Linked DNA regions of Homo sapiens: all the other regions are linked to region 3. A link is a loop called in an ENCODE intact Hi-C map of the cell type or tissue named here. Cell type or tissue: dorsolateral prefrontal cortex. All regions are shown on one strand. Region 1 overlaps ANKRD42 (ankyrin repeat domain 42). Region 2 overlaps PRCP (prolylcarboxypeptidase). Region 3 has its middle 16 kb from the start of FAM181B.

The links. Peaks named below come from ENCODE experiments on the same cell type or tissue, not always from the same donor. Only the 100,000 strongest peaks of a DNase experiment are listed, where the experiment ranks them.
Region 1: a loop joins it to region 3, with 3 times the contacts of the local background. A loop is called at or near these places in 38 of 110 quality-filtered maps.
Region 2: a loop joins it to region 3, with 16 times the contacts of the local background. A loop is called at or near these places in 76 of 110 quality-filtered maps.

Annotation. Positions count from the first base shown.
Region 1 is chr11:83,247,097-83,252,096 of GRCh38, reverse strand. ANKRD42 (ankyrin repeat domain 42) reads right to left here. Exons shown (of 11, transcript NM_001300975.2): 11 at 3,126-4,154. The coding sequence ends at 3,893. Among named protein-coding and RNA genes, the nearest start is that of CCDC90B-AS1, 37 kb to the left of the region's middle. In dorsolateral prefrontal cortex, CTCF peaks have their summits at 1,727 and 1,927 (motif pointing right); no DNase peak of the experiment used is centred here.
Region 2 is chr11:82,861,722-82,866,721 of GRCh38, reverse strand. The region is part of intron 1 of PRCP (prolylcarboxypeptidase); the gene reads left to right. Among named protein-coding and RNA genes, the nearest start is that of PRCP, 36 kb to the left of the region's middle. In dorsolateral prefrontal cortex, CTCF peaks have their summits at 2,119 and 2,326 (motif pointing right); a DNase peak (open chromatin) is centred at 2,321; H3K27ac peaks cover 3,692 bases.
Region 3 is chr11:82,715,679-82,720,678 of GRCh38, reverse strand. No RefSeq gene overlaps it. Among named protein-coding and RNA genes, the nearest start is that of FAM181B, 16 kb to the left of the region's middle. In dorsolateral prefrontal cortex, CTCF peaks have their summits at 1,117, 2,100 and 2,304 (motif pointing left); DNase peaks (open chromatin) are centred at 1,178 and 2,168; H3K4me3 peaks cover 1,670 bases; H3K27ac peaks cover 2,932 bases.

The DNA of each region.
Region 1 (5,000 bases), 530 kb before region 3:
GCCCAGTTTTTTTACTGGACTGTCTTTTTCACGTTGATTTATATATTCTAGATACAACTTCTTTTTCAGATAGGAGAGAAGAAAGAAAAGCAGAGAGAAAGAAAGGAAATATGTTTTTCTACACTTTGGCTTGCCTTTTCAAGTCTGTTCATATAATCTTTGATGAACTGAAGTCTTATTTTAATGAAGTCCAGTCTACACATTTTTTTCCTACCCCAAGGTCATGAAGATATCCTACGTTATATTTTATCATCTCAACTTCCAATTTAAGACATATCTTGAAATATATGTTTGAACTTATAGTGTAACATTTTAACAAAATTCTTACCAATTTTTAAGTTTTCATAAGTAAATTAACCCTAAAATTAATTTACTAAATTAATTTACTAAAATTAAAAAGCTATCATCAAAAGTTTTCAAAGAAAAATTTTCAAAATAAATGTTCTTAAAAGCACAGAAAGAGGGAATGTGAGGGGTTTATAATAGCAGTAACAAGTGGTGTTAAAAGCATAGACTTGGGGCTAGACAGGTTGAAATCATGGCTAGCCATCTAACAAGCTTTGTAACTTTATAAATTGTTTATTTTATCTGAGAGTTGATTTCTTCATTTATAAAATGAAGATGGTATCTGCTGAATATAAAGTCTTAACACTAAGCCCAACATACTCAAAACCTGTTGTTAATGATGACTAAGATGATGTTATTAACATAAGTTAAGTGATCTTATAAAACTTAGATTTTCAGTACTGCGGGTAAAGTAAGTGCCCAATCATGCTGTGATACAGATGACGAGAAGCCCTCAGACCAGTACAAGGTGCTTGATAGAAGGAGAGATCACGTGTGACCAGGGAGACTAGGAAAGGGGTGATAAATGAGATGGCTCCTAGGGGATTTTACAGAGTCAACAGGCAGTTTTCAAGGTATATGGACAAATTGAACAAAGGCTTAATGATGGGAAAGCATAGGGTAGCTTAAGAAAAAATAAGCTATTAATATATATATAGGAGAACAGACAAAAATAAAGTTGGTGAGGTAGGTTAAGGCTGAATGTCAAACTGAAGAATCAGTACTTATTCAGGTAAGGAAGATTTTCAATCCAAGGAGTGACAAGAAAATCAAGCTGACCACTGTGAGTCAAATGGATTTGGATAGGGAAGGAGTAAATACCAAAATTCTATCACAGTAGTTCAGATAGAAAGATATAGAAACCTAAACTAGGGAAGCAGTGAAAGTAGAGAACATGTTCCTACCTACAGGATGGACTCGCTTTTTGTATGATCTAAAGGAGAAAACATGGCTAATCATTAAGAGTCCAAGACTGGGTAGTTGAGAAAATAGTGATGCCATTAATTTAAATGCAGAGATAGGGGAGAGAATCTGGTCTTGATATTGAGCTTGGTTCTGGACATTTTTTTTTAATTCAAGCACCACCAGGAATTTCGGGTGGAAATGTCCAGTTGACGAGCAGTGGGAAATACAGGTGGGGATCCCTAGTGGGGACACAGTACTTAAGTATGGATTTGATAGTCATTTCCACAGAAGTATTAGAAAAATATAATGTGGAGACAGAGATTCTGAGTTTGCTCCTGCCTTACACTAGCTGTATGCTCTAACAAGACTCTCAACTTCTCTGAGCCTCTGCCCTCTCATTTATAACATGGGATCAAAAATATATATATCATTCTACCTCCTCATAGGGTTGATGCAGACTAAAATGAGATAATATCTGAGAAAGTGCTATAAAAACAGCTGTTATCAAAAAACCATTTAAGTGCTTTATATATGTCAAACTATCCTAGGAAACTATTCGAATAATTTTTTTTCTCAGTAAAAATTATACTATTGCAGATTATGTTGGGGGCCGAGGATCTTAAGGTACAGTAGTATGCAATCATAGGTCCTGACCAGAAGGTGGCAGGAGAAAGACTTAGTCAGAGCTTCTTGAGGATTCCGTATTTATAATCCTGAACGAAAAGTTCATTTTACTTATACATTACATATAATTAGACTCCCAGATAAATTCTTCCTATCCTTAGCTGCATGTGGCTCTACACATTTATTTATCCACTGACCATGTCAACTCATCTGTAATATAGAAAATGGAAAAAAAGAAAGGGAGTAAATAATACAATGACTACTACTATATAGTGAATACCTCTGCGTGCTAGAAACCAAATTCAGGATTTCTACACAATATTCCATTTAACATCAATACAATTCCATGAGGTAGGTATTATTATTCCTCATTTTAAAGATGAGGAAATTGAGATTCAAGCTTTTGCAAGTGAAAATAAGCAGTGCCAGAGTTGCAGCTGCCATGAAAGCTCAGTGACATTTGCTTATTTACAAAAATTAGGTATAACCTAAAGCAAGAATGCAAAAAAAAATGAACTCTGAGCACAGGGACCTTGAGACAGCTCTCCTGAAAGCCTACACATTGTTGGTAGAGTGAAGTTTTAGGGAAGCAAAACTGTGAAGTATGAAACCAGATCCAACCTGAGAACAGATGCTTCTGAGTAAGCAAAGAGAATTTCTAAATAGCTAAAAGACAGAAACATTCCTAAAGTAGACAGTTTGGAATGGCTCAAAAGAAAATGTGCAGCTTGCGTGACCACCCCAAAAGATTGTCCCACCTAGGCAGCTGAAGAACAACAACTTAGCCTTGGCAACAAAGCAAGATCCCGTCCTTACAAAACAAACAAACAAACAAACAAAAAAACTAATTGGCCAGGTGTGTTGGTGCATGCCTACAGTCCCAGCTACTTGGGAGGCTGAGGCAAGAGGATCACTTGAACCTAGGGAGTTCGAGGCTACAGTGCCCTATGATGGCACCACTGCATTGAAGTATGGGTGACAAGAGCAACACCCTGTCCAAAAAAAGAAAAAACGAAGAACAACAACTTACAACTTACCTTTCTACTTTTGAGGAGACTGGGAGTCACAGAGTCCCTGCCACAAGGTGGAGGGGTAACAGATTTGATTGGAAGCAGTGAGTTATAAATGGTGCTGTGTCCTCTAGCCCTCTAACCAACACATGACTGTACAGCTGGCCTCTCTGATACTAAATTTTCCCCATGTGCTAAAGATCGTACAAGAAGAGGGTTGCAAAATGAAGAGAATAGATTAATTATTATAGTTAATTATATTTCTTGGAAAATCAACCACTGGTGAGACACCAAAACCCAGAGAAACTGAGGAAGTGGTTATATTTGCATATGCATAGAAATACACATACATGTTTGCAGATAAATAGAATTTTGTCTAATATGGTATGTACTAAATTGTTAACAATAGCTTCCTCTGGAGAGTGGAACTTAGTGTCAGAAGGAACATCTATCTTGTTTTTAACACTATACAACAAACATGTTTTATTATTTTAATATTTTTAAAGTGGTTATTAAAGAGACCAATGACTAGTTTGTGCAAAATAAAAAGAAGCCAGGAAGATTCTATAATATTAATAGATCAGATTTGAGGTGACACAAGCCTCAAACAGAATTAATTCATCCATGATGATTGATGAAGAAACTTCCCTATGGAAAGAAAATATGGATTCCATTCAAAGCACTTTATTTTGGTTATTTAGAATATTAAAATATACATATCCTCTAGCTGTCTTAGAATTCTGATTGATTACTTATGAAAACATTTTCTCCTTCTATGGTACAATGTTAACAATAATACTTATGAACTAGGCTGCTGTTTGAAGATAGATAGACAGATGTGTGTATGTATCTAGAAAGTTATAGTTACATATAGAGTGTGTGTGTGTGTGTGTGTGTGTGTGTGTGTGTGTGTGTATTCCTTTAATCCTGTCATCAGCTCTAGAAAGTATAAGTTATCATCTCCAGTTTATAGTTGAGGCACAAAAAGGTTAAATGAGTAGCCCAAATCAAAAAAGACTATAGCCAGGATTCAAGTCCAAAGAGCCCCAGCCCAAAGCTTGTACTCTTGGCCACTCTTGTATATACTTCTTGAGAAAAATAAATGTATTAAAAAGGACACCAACCATAGCCACAAAGTTTGGGACTTGAATTTTTTCCAGTGTTTCCCTGAGTTGATCAACTTCTGCTCGATATTCATCAAGCTGACATTCTAATTTTTCTCTACGTAGTCGTTCATACTCCAGCTGGCCCTGCAGTTCTTTGATGGTCCTATCAAAAACAAAATTTTTTAAAAATCAATCATCAATGTCAACTAATAATTACTTTTAGTAGTGGAAAGCATTCATACATTGTATTTAAGGCAAATAAAACAAAGAAATCATTTATTCAACAAATATGTATTAAGGGTCTACTAAGAATGAGCACTGACCTAGGTATTGGGGATACAGTGGTGAACAAAAGGCCCAAAATCTGCCTTCCTGGACCTTACTTTAGTAATAGAGATATGCAGACAACAAGGAAAATAAATAAGTAAAATATATGGTATGTTGGAAGGTAATAAGTGCTAAAGGAGAAAACAAAAATAAAGCAGGAAAGAGTAGTATAAAATGTTGTGGAAGAGGGGCTTAACATTTCATACACAGTGGCTAGGGAAGGCTTTATTGAGAAGGGGGCTTCTAAGCCAAGCCCTGAAGGAAATAAGAGAGATAACCCTGTAGACATTAGAGGAAAAGCATTCCAGACAAAAGGAACAAGTGCAAAGGCCCTAAAGTAGAAGGATGCCTGATGAAGTACAAGAAAAACAGAAGCCAATGTGATAGAATCATTTAAAGAATAAAAGGGAGGCCAGGCGCGGTGGCTCACGTCTGTAACCCCAGCACTTTGGGAGGCGGAGGCAGGTGGATCACTTGAGGCCAGGAATTTGAGGCCAGCCTGGCCAACACGGTGTAACCCTATCTCTACTAAAAATACAAAAAAAAAAGTCATTAGTAGGAAATAATTTTTCCACCATGAGGTACTTTTCTAGACTACAAGGAATCTAAGAACTTTCAGCTAGGCTCTTAGACCAAGGCTAACACTAAAAAAAAAAAAATCTACATCTCAAAACACTTCAAA
Region 2 (5,000 bases), 150 kb before region 3:
AACAATTATCTATAAAGTATCTGCCATGTACAAGGGCACTGTGGTAGCTATTGTGTTCTTGCCTTTCAAACCATCTGAGTATAGGAGGCTGGGGCACTAAATTTTCCCCATGATGGACTCTCCCATTATCACTTATTTGCTTCCCTTTCTCATTTACCATTTTCTCTTTAAATAAATTTATTTCTAAGAGTCTCATTTTTAAGATTAGGGGCATGTTAGGAAAAAAAAAGCATAGGAGTCAGGGAATGCAGTTCTGTCTCCTGGTTAACACTTATAGAAGTATGTGTAAAGAGGAGCAGTGTCTTATTACATACGAAGATGATTGCCTTTGAAGCATATCTCTGAGAGGACTTCCACCCTTTTTGTTAAGATGGAAGCTCGACCCTCTAAGGTTGGCAATGACGAGAGCATCTTCGTGGGAAGGGAGGACAGTATCTTCTTGGACTCACCTTCCTCTTGGAGGGACTTGTAAACATTTCCTTTGCTACCACTACACTCACTGGGGGATACCGTTTCCTCTTTAATTCTTTAAGTCAAATTTAATCTCCAATACTTTCTGGTATCTTCATTGTATGGATGAGTAAAGGTAGAACATTTAAGCAGGGTTTTTGAAAGGCCTTGACATAATAAAGAAGAAATAAACCAGGAGTCATCCAAGAGCCAGAGATCTGACTCATAAGATGTGGCTTGCTCTCTGATCTTGTCCTACCTCTAGGGTGCCCATGTGTGAGGGACAACTTAGTAGGAATCCACTCCTAGACATCCATCCTTCTCCAACTGTAGATCTAGGGCTTGTCTAAACTCCACCTTCCTTCCATGTTTTAGTCCTTCTTTGGGAACCCGTGTTCTTCTAACATAAAAGTGTCCATCCTTTCAGGGCATATCAAGCTTGCCCAGAAAGCTGTCAGTCTCCATTTAAGAACTCTAATGGAATGTAACCCCACAATCCCCAAATTAATATAAGACACACACATCAAATGGGAGAAAGAGGGTCTTATTTTATTTTAGATCTCTGCATTAGAGTTGGAAACCAGAGCACATGAAAAACTCCTTTAAGGTGCTTTGATTTATTGGAGGCGTAAGTTAATTTTTTTGGTCATGTATATCTCTGGGTATACTTTTTGTATCTTTAGTAAAATTTTAGTTAACTGTTATTAGATGTCTGGGTGCCTGAATAAATCCAACTGCATACTGAATTTTCTAAAACCGAAGGCTGCCAAGAAGGAGCCAATGTGATTTTGGTTTTATCAGTGGCCTAATGGAGTTAGCAATAGTAGTGTAGTAACAATTATTGTCAGGTCAGTGAAAAGACCAACATTCCACATATTCTGCAATGTAACTGTTAGTAAATGGCTGGGAGATTTGTCCTTCATTTTGCAAATTTAGGAGAAAGATACTCACTCTTAAGTGTCGCCTACCGAGGGTTGAAGTTTATAGTCAGCTTTATCTGCATGAGCGTGTTATAATGCAAGGAGTATAAAGATCTGGGTTTTCTTGGAGGCGGGATTGGGTAGGGGTTAAAAGCACATGAAAAGAATTACATTTGATTCCTAATTATTAGTTACATTACCTTGGGCAAGCTCTCTGACCTCTCTGAGCATCAGCCTTCTTATTTTAAAACTGGGTGATGAAAGTGGCCCCAGAGGGTAACTGCCGAGATGGTGAAGGGATCTGTGTAGAGCAACAGCACTGTGGCAGACACGTGGTAGGTGCTCTGTGTTATTCCCTCCCATCCCCACCTCTCCCACCCCCGCTGTCCCCAAGTTGCCATCAAAACTAACAGATGTAATGTTGCTACTGATTTTTCTGGATGCGAACTTTATTCTTGAGTGGTTTTAAAGTCCAAATAATTACTTTTATACAATAAACATCATTTAAAGGATGGTCTCTTTTCTTCTTGCCTACCCATTCTCACAGATCTATTTCTCCTCCACATGGTAAAGTGGGGAAGCATGTTTTGAAATTTCTTGGGCCATAAAAAAAATTATAAAAAAGAAAAAATGAAATTTCTAGGACCACGTGCTAGAAAGAACTGCTGTGCATGACTAGAGAGGTTTGTTTCCTTTCCAAGGTCATACGGTGTTGTCTTTACCATGCTATTATTTATTTTAATTGGTTCAATAAACCAAACTGCAAAAATAAAGTTCTAGCTCTGCCTCTGCCTTGTGACCATGGCTAAGTCATGTGACCTCTTCGAGCCTAATTTCTTCAGTTGAGCAACACAGACGGAATGGTTTCTAAGGCCCTTGTGACCTTTCCGTGTTGTAATTCATAAAATCTTTATTCAGGAGCCCAGAACAGGGAGTGGCACGTGGGTCCCACTTCTCAACAGCAGAGGGCATGCTGCCCCTAGTGTGCCTGGCCATTAGGTGTTGAAAACTATCTAGTTATCTAGCCAGAAGTTGATATCCTTGATGATAGGAAGGAGCCAAGGAAATTCTGTAAATTCATGTTGTGCAAAGAACATTTCACTACGTATTTCCAGTTGTTTAGCACCTAGGTGAAGCACTCAGAAAATAGGAGATTTTGACATTCTAAGGTCCTGTAATTCTGTGAAGAACTTAATCTGTCTCCCATCTAAGTACTCCGTGCTTAGGATTGGTGTGCAAATGGGATAGAGAGGAGAACTAACATCTTTTAAGCACGTATATATCTGGAACTATGCCTGGTACATTAGGTGCATTTTCCCTATCCTCACAGAAATCCTTTGAATTGTATGTGGTTATCCTTATTTTATACAGGAAGATACTAAGGTTCAGAGAGGTTAAGTAATTTGCCCGAGGCTTCACAGTTAGAAGAGATTCAAGTTCAGGTCTTTTAACTCCGAAGTCTGCTTTCTTGCCAGGGTTCCTCTCTCTTTTCCCCAATCTTAACAATCAAGGCTGATTGCTGGGAGCAGGAGTACCTTGGGCATGGCCACACAAGGGAATTTGGCTTTCTCTGGTTCTGAAGTTCTTGTGGCCCTTGTGATTCTAGATGGAAGTGTTTCTCTGGCAAGAACTTTATATCAGTTATATTTAGCATGACATATACAAACACATACCCATGTTTTCAAATCTGAAAATTTTAGACTGGATTATTAATGTTTTTCTTTGTGGGATGCTTTTAAAGGCTACGGCAATATCTCAGTTTACATGAAGACTCAGTTCTGTAGTCAGTGGGTGAGGTGAAAATCATTAGGGCAAAATTATCTTCAAGAATCTCATGGGAAGGCATCTTGTTAGAGAGCCATGAGCTTCCTTTCTTTAAGTCCAACACAGTCAGTCTTTCCTCCCTTGTTGAAACCTGCTGAGTTTCGAAAGGTGTTCCTGTGGTGGTTTCTCATGTTGAGTTTCAAATGATACAGTTAGCTTATATTTGGGGGTATGTTCAGTGGTAATTCAAATCTTTAGACACCAGAGTCTCATTCAGCATGATGAGATACTTACAGTATTTCAGGTACTCTGAAACCTAGAACAAGAGAAGGAATAACAAATTAATGTCTATTTTGGTGCTTATTCTAACTCAGTGGTTTTCAAAACTTTACAGAATCACCTGTACGGCTTGTTAAAGCACAGTTTACTGGGTTTTACCCTCATGGTTTCTGATTCTGTAGGTCTGGGATTCAGCCAAGGGGATTGCATTTTCAGCAAGTTCTCAGGTGAAGCTGATACTGCTGGTCTGGGGACCTCACCTGGAGAACCACTGTACTAATTGAATGGAAGCAGGTGGAATCACTTATCCGTCTTCCTTTCACTGTCTGTCTGCCTTTCTTGCCCTTTCATTTTTAGGCTGAGTGGATATAGTTGAATTAGCTTAAGTTAAATTCAGGGATTGCAGCTCAGCCAACTCTTTATCCCATTGCTTAGCTTAGTACTTGGCCCAAAATAGGAATTCAATAGATTCTTGTTGAGTGAATGATTGAGTAAATTAACATGTATAATGGAAGGGTTTATAGCACATGGACATCATTATTACATACCTCGTCCATAAAAACTGCTTATTTTCCTGAAAAGTAGACAGTCTTTAGATTAGAATATCATATTTTAGGACTACATATGGTGATGATCATAGATACCAGGAAGTTTGCAGTTAGGTAAAGTTTTGAGACACTTGTGTTTTGGGACCAGTGGTATGAATGGGAACTGTGTGTGTAGATAGAGCTGGGTGCAGGAAGTCCCATCTGTTTTAGAATGACCTAGGCAAGTCTTACAGGGTCTGGTTTAGGTCAAAACTAAGCACTGTTCCTGGGAGACTGGAGCAGCGCTGGAACAGCCTATGTCTGACCCAGACTGGGTGCTGCATTCTCATTTCTGTCTTTCCAAAGCACTGAGGAATTTAGCCCCCATGATGCTAAAGGCTCAGTGAGACTCTGTGCTGCAGGGTAAATCTGTAAATTCAGATTGTTGTACATGAATCTTACCATGTTATAGTATTTGATAATTACATTTTAAATAGTAAGTTAAAAAATCTCAAAGGGTAAAAAGAAATCTCAAAAATATATTTAAAATTCCGTTTAAGAAATCATTTTCTTATGTAGCCAAAACAATATGAACACTTTTGACAAAATGAACAAGTCTTTAGGTCAAATTGAGTATTCCTTTTCTGAAATGCTTAGGACCAGAAGCATTTCAGATTTTGGATTTTTTTTTGGATTTTTTTTTTTGATTTTGTAATAGTCATATTATGGTTACTGACTGAATATACCTAATCTGAAAATCCAAAATTTGAAATACTCTAATGAGCCTTTCCCTTGAGTATCATGTTGGTGCTCAAAAGTTTCAGATTTGGAGCATTTGGATTTTGGATTTTTGGATTAGGGATGCTCAACCTGTATCATTTAATAACTAGTCCATATTAAAATTACACATTTGTCCCTACATCATTGTGTATATCTTGTTTGTTCAAACTAGGATCCAATCCAGGGTCATGTATTATGTCTGGTTATTATGTTCCTTAAAATTCATTTAATCTAAAATAGTCCTTTCTCATGATATTGCCTTGTCAATTGTCTTGTAAAA
Region 3 (5,000 bases):
GTACATGGCAGGGGATAAAGTGGCCCAGAGGAACTCAGGACATATTTGAACAGTAGCCCAGAACTTGGACGGTATCTGAATCACATTGGCACAGGTCTGGGTCATGGGTTGCTGCCAGAACATCGTAAGAAAAGCCAATCTTGTCCATATAATGGCATGAGGAAACAGGAAGCGCTGCAGCATGACTTTATTATCCTTCCTCTGAGCAGGGCCACCGTTCAGCTGGGAGGACCTTACCTTTGTTCCTACAGGTTTCTACAGGTTACACACCAACTGCTGAGAGCAAGTTGAATGACAGTAAAAGGTGGTGAAACAACAACACAACAGCAGCAGCTACAAGAGCCGCCTTGGACCTGGAATTGGCACACTGCAGTGGTCACCGGCCTAGACTGAACCGGTTTAAATTTCACTCTGCCTTTTCTTACTGATGCCATTTTGTAGACTTACCGAACCTTTCTAAGCATCAGTTTTCTCATCTGGAAAGTGGGAATAACAATATTCCCTGCTTTTCAGGGTTAGTGTGAGAATTAGAAATCAGGTAGGTAGCTACTGCTGAGGGCCAGGCATATAGCAGGTTCCCAGGTACTGGTAGATACTGTTATTTCTAAGACCTGGATGTAACCAATGCTGATGCTCACTAGTGCTGGATAGGACAGTCACATCATCATTTCTGAGTATCAGTGTTCGTTCTCATCTCTAGAATGGAGACATGTGATGTTTCCACATGGTGGTTGTGAAGATGAACTGAAATATAAACAGCCTCCAGCATAGCATTTGCCAAATGCAAGGCCTTAGTAAATGTCAGTAGGATCTGAAAATCCAATGGTTGGAGAATAAAATCTCCCCTTTAGCTATGAATTTATTTCCATTTCATCTGGAGTCTGAGGAAGATCCAAGTCCTGTTATTTATTTAACTGTATTTGACTGTGTTTAATACTTGTAGCTGACTTTTAGGTCACTTTGATATTTCCTCTGAGATTTTCATCTTCCTTTGGCTAAGAGGCAAGTTTCAAACAGAAGAGCAAACCGTGGACTTCTAGTGCTGGATCTTCTTTTGGAGAACAGAATTGTCCTCAGTGCTGCCTGTGATTCTGAATCTCCTGGGACAAGAGGAGGACTTGAAAAACAGCCCAGTTCTTCCCCAGACTCACAGATGTGACTGATGCAGCTGGGCCTGGGGTGAGCACAGTTGGAAGCCACTGCTCTGTCCAGATGCTTCTCACAGAGGCGCCAAGGACTGGCCACACATTCTCTTACCTGCTTGCTCCTCAGTCTCCGTCAATGCCTTTATGTTTCTGTTCTCTTTATTCACGTAGTTGACAAAATGCACAACGAAAGCATGCAAAAGACAGAGCTAATCTTGACATTGGCGAAAATTATGGTTTCATGTTTAAAGAAACTATAGAAGAGATAAAAGAAGTCTTTTCTAAATTTAAAAAGAATTTAAATATTTATACTTTGTATGTGACCATAAGCGGAGAGAATTGGCCCTTTTGTTCCAGAAAAGTAATTGGTGTTAAGCCTGAAAATCTAATTTTAACAGGGAGATCTGGAAAGGAGAGTTATAGCATGAATGCTGCCAAGATGAACAGATTGCTTCAACCTCACTAGATTTTAGCATTTTTCCCCCTCTATAGAATGAAGATAGTGATGGCAATGCTTGTCTTGCTTTCATATGCTGTTGTGAGAAATGAGGAAGCCAAAGCATTGGCAGTGTTTTACAAAATGCAAAGCACGAAACCATGAAAAGGATAACTTGCCTCGTGACCTCATTGGGCAAGTTATTTGACATTTTAGTCCCTTAGTTTCACCATCTGCAAAGTGGGACCCATAATGCCTAATGCTGGCCTGACTGGGATGTTATGGGGACAAAAGTAGACGGTGTTTGTAAAGGCACTTGGAAAAGCAGGACACCTGTATTAAATTAAAGTAGCAGTGTATTTTCTATTTAACAGACAATAAAACAGGTACTGTGAGGCCACATTCCACTGAGCTTTCTGAGCAGAGCTGCGCCTCTGGCCAAGCCTTCTGGGCTCAGTGTCTCTGCTTCCAACGGACTTCCCCATGCTCTGCTTAACAGCACTGACTTCTCTTTTATCTTGGTTGCCAATCCTCCCGAGGTGGAGGCAGGCCCAGGTCCATTCTTGGGGTGAGGCTAGGAAGAATAGGGCCATTTATAACTCTGCTCAGATGACTGGAGAATCCTTTCAAACTGCTTGGCTGAAAAGCATCTAACAAAAACTTGGGGAATCCAAAGGCCTAAAGAGCCATCTAGTGGTTGCACATACAAACGACGCTGGCTTTTGCCAGTAACTTCACTGGAACAGAGATAATGGAAAGGGATTTTATTTTTTTCCTCTCCTAAATTTGTGCCTGCCCGGGCAACCATAGAAAAGGATTGATGTAAGTGTCCACTGTCCCTGCTTGTAACCCTGGACTTCAGAGTGATGTTGGAGGAAAACTGGGAACCTCTACAGACTTGAGCTGCTACAAAGCCTTGGTTTCCTTTCTCAGCTCCTGGCTTGCAGTTAGTTGTGTCCATGTGACTGAGTCTTTTTTTTTTGTTTTGAGATGGAGTCTCACTCTTGTCGCCCAGGCTGGCGTGCAGTGCCATGATCTCGGCTCACTACAACCTCCATCTCCCAGCTTCCAGCGATTCTCCTGCTTCAGCCTCCTGAGTAGCTGGGATTAGAGGCACCCCCAACCATGCCTGGCTAATTTTTGTATTTTTAGTAGAGACAGGGTTTCACCGCGTTGGCCAGGCTGGTCTCAAACTCCTGACCTCAAGTGATCCTCCCGCCTCTGCCTCCCAAAGTGCTGAGATTACCATGCCCGGCCTGTGACTGAGTCTTAGGTGATGGAATGTGAGCGGAAGTGATACACATCACTTGTGAGTCTGGTCCATAGAACTCTCTACATAGAAATCTCCAAGTCATTTGTCCTTTTGTGGTGTGATGCAGATGAGCATGGCAGTTTTGGGATTCATGTGTTGAAGATGGAATCACAAGATGCAATGAATCTGGGTCTTCAAGTCACCACTTGGAGGAGAGCTACCTGTCCATGAAGAACACCTCTTTTGGACTTTCCATAGCAAGAAGTAAACCTCTAAGTGTCTTTGAGCTATTATGCATCTTTGTGTTTGTTTGTTTGTTATACCATTTAGGGTTACCTTAACGAATATAGTTGTTGTTAGTCAAGTTAACTATGAAAATCAGAGACAGATTTACCGTGAAGCCAATGAAGCTCTAGCTTCAGGGATCTTCATTTGCGTAGGCCCTTTCCAAGGTCCAAGGTGTGCATGTGAGGAAGTGGGTGGGGGGGGGGGTCCCCTGGCAATGTGTTCTCATGGTTATGTTTTGTGAAATTTGCAAAAGTAAGATATTTTCAACTGCATGCAATTGGTTAGGTGTGCTGCCTCTTTCCTTGTCAACTTCCGCTCCATCACATTTTACTCTGTGTTGGATGGCGTTGGGGAAGCATGGACATTTTGGGGACCCAGCTCAGGGAAGTTGAGTGGGGATACATTTAGTCTGAGTGTAGTTGTTGCATTGTCGTGGTTTTCTGTCTCTTTCATGCAGAGTTATTGCTAGCTGTTCTGGTATAAGAATGGTTTCCAGGGATAGTACTCTGCCCACTGTGCAGCTGTGAAAACATGATGCAAGGTCAGAGGTTGTACTATAATAGAGTCTGTTCAGGGTGCCTGGTTCAGGGAAAATGTGAGCAGAGGGGAGAAACAAGGCTTGAAATGTATGGAGTCAGAAACTAGTCTATAGAAATTTCTTCTAATCCATTCTGATGTGTAAAATTGTAAGCAGAGAATTTAGTTCTTATTGATGCTTTGTCAAAATTGAATTTCATTCCTGTCAGGACACACTTGGTAATTTTTAAAACCATATACAATTTTAAATATACTTTATATTTTATCTCCTTTTTTCATGGGACTAGCTTAGTTGATAAAGCTTGAATACAGCATTTAAATTGAATTTCCAAAAGATATTCTGGAATGTCTTAATAGAAAAAGGAGAAATTATGGATTTTTGATTTGGACCTTCTTTGACACTTTAAATTTAGCTATTAAAGAACAGAGAGAAAATTCAGATAAAAGTAATGGAATATTAAAGAAAAACAATTAATAAGAGATAAAAATAAGAAAAGACCTGACTTTAAGAAGTGAGTTGTAACAAAAAATTCTTCAGATAGTACCCAGCACAGTAATTCATTAGAGGAAAAGATAAATTGCAAATAGAAATAGTTAGTAGGCTCTTGGATTACTTGGTAATCCATTTACTGAAGAGGAGTAAATCATATGCACACATCAGAAATGATTTCAATTTCTTGCTGATTTGGTGTAAAATTCAGACCCATAAAGCTCACAATACGCCACTATGGCAAGAACATCAACAACAAACTGGTTAATGAGTGTAATCAACTCAAGAATGATTTAAGACTAGCCACTACATAAGAAAATTTGAAATACAGTGAAATCTTACAGTTCAAATATGAAAGAATTGATAGACCTCTTCCCACATATAACAACAATTCTAAAAATTTATATGGCACAGCCAATTACAAATTGTGAAGGTGAGAAACACTTTCTTAAACTATTAATCACCCATGCTAGAGGAAAGACGAATAATTTAAAAAATCAATCACTCATGCTAAAGGTAAGACAATTTTATATTCTCTCTATTGAAAATGTTATACAGCCATTGTCATCATATGAAGGGGCAGTTACAGGCAACATAGTCAAAAGTCCAGGAGAAAAAGCAATTAATAAAAATACAATTGTGCACTGCATAGCATTTCAGTTAGTGTCAGACTGCATCTAGGACAGTGGTCCCGTAAGATTATAATATCGTATTTTTACTGTACTTTTCTATGTTTAGATATACAAATGCCATGGTGTTACAATTGCCTACAGTGTTCAGTATAGTAACATGTTGTACAGATTTGTAGCCTAGGAGCAAAAGGTTGGACAATATGGCGTAGGAATGTAGTAG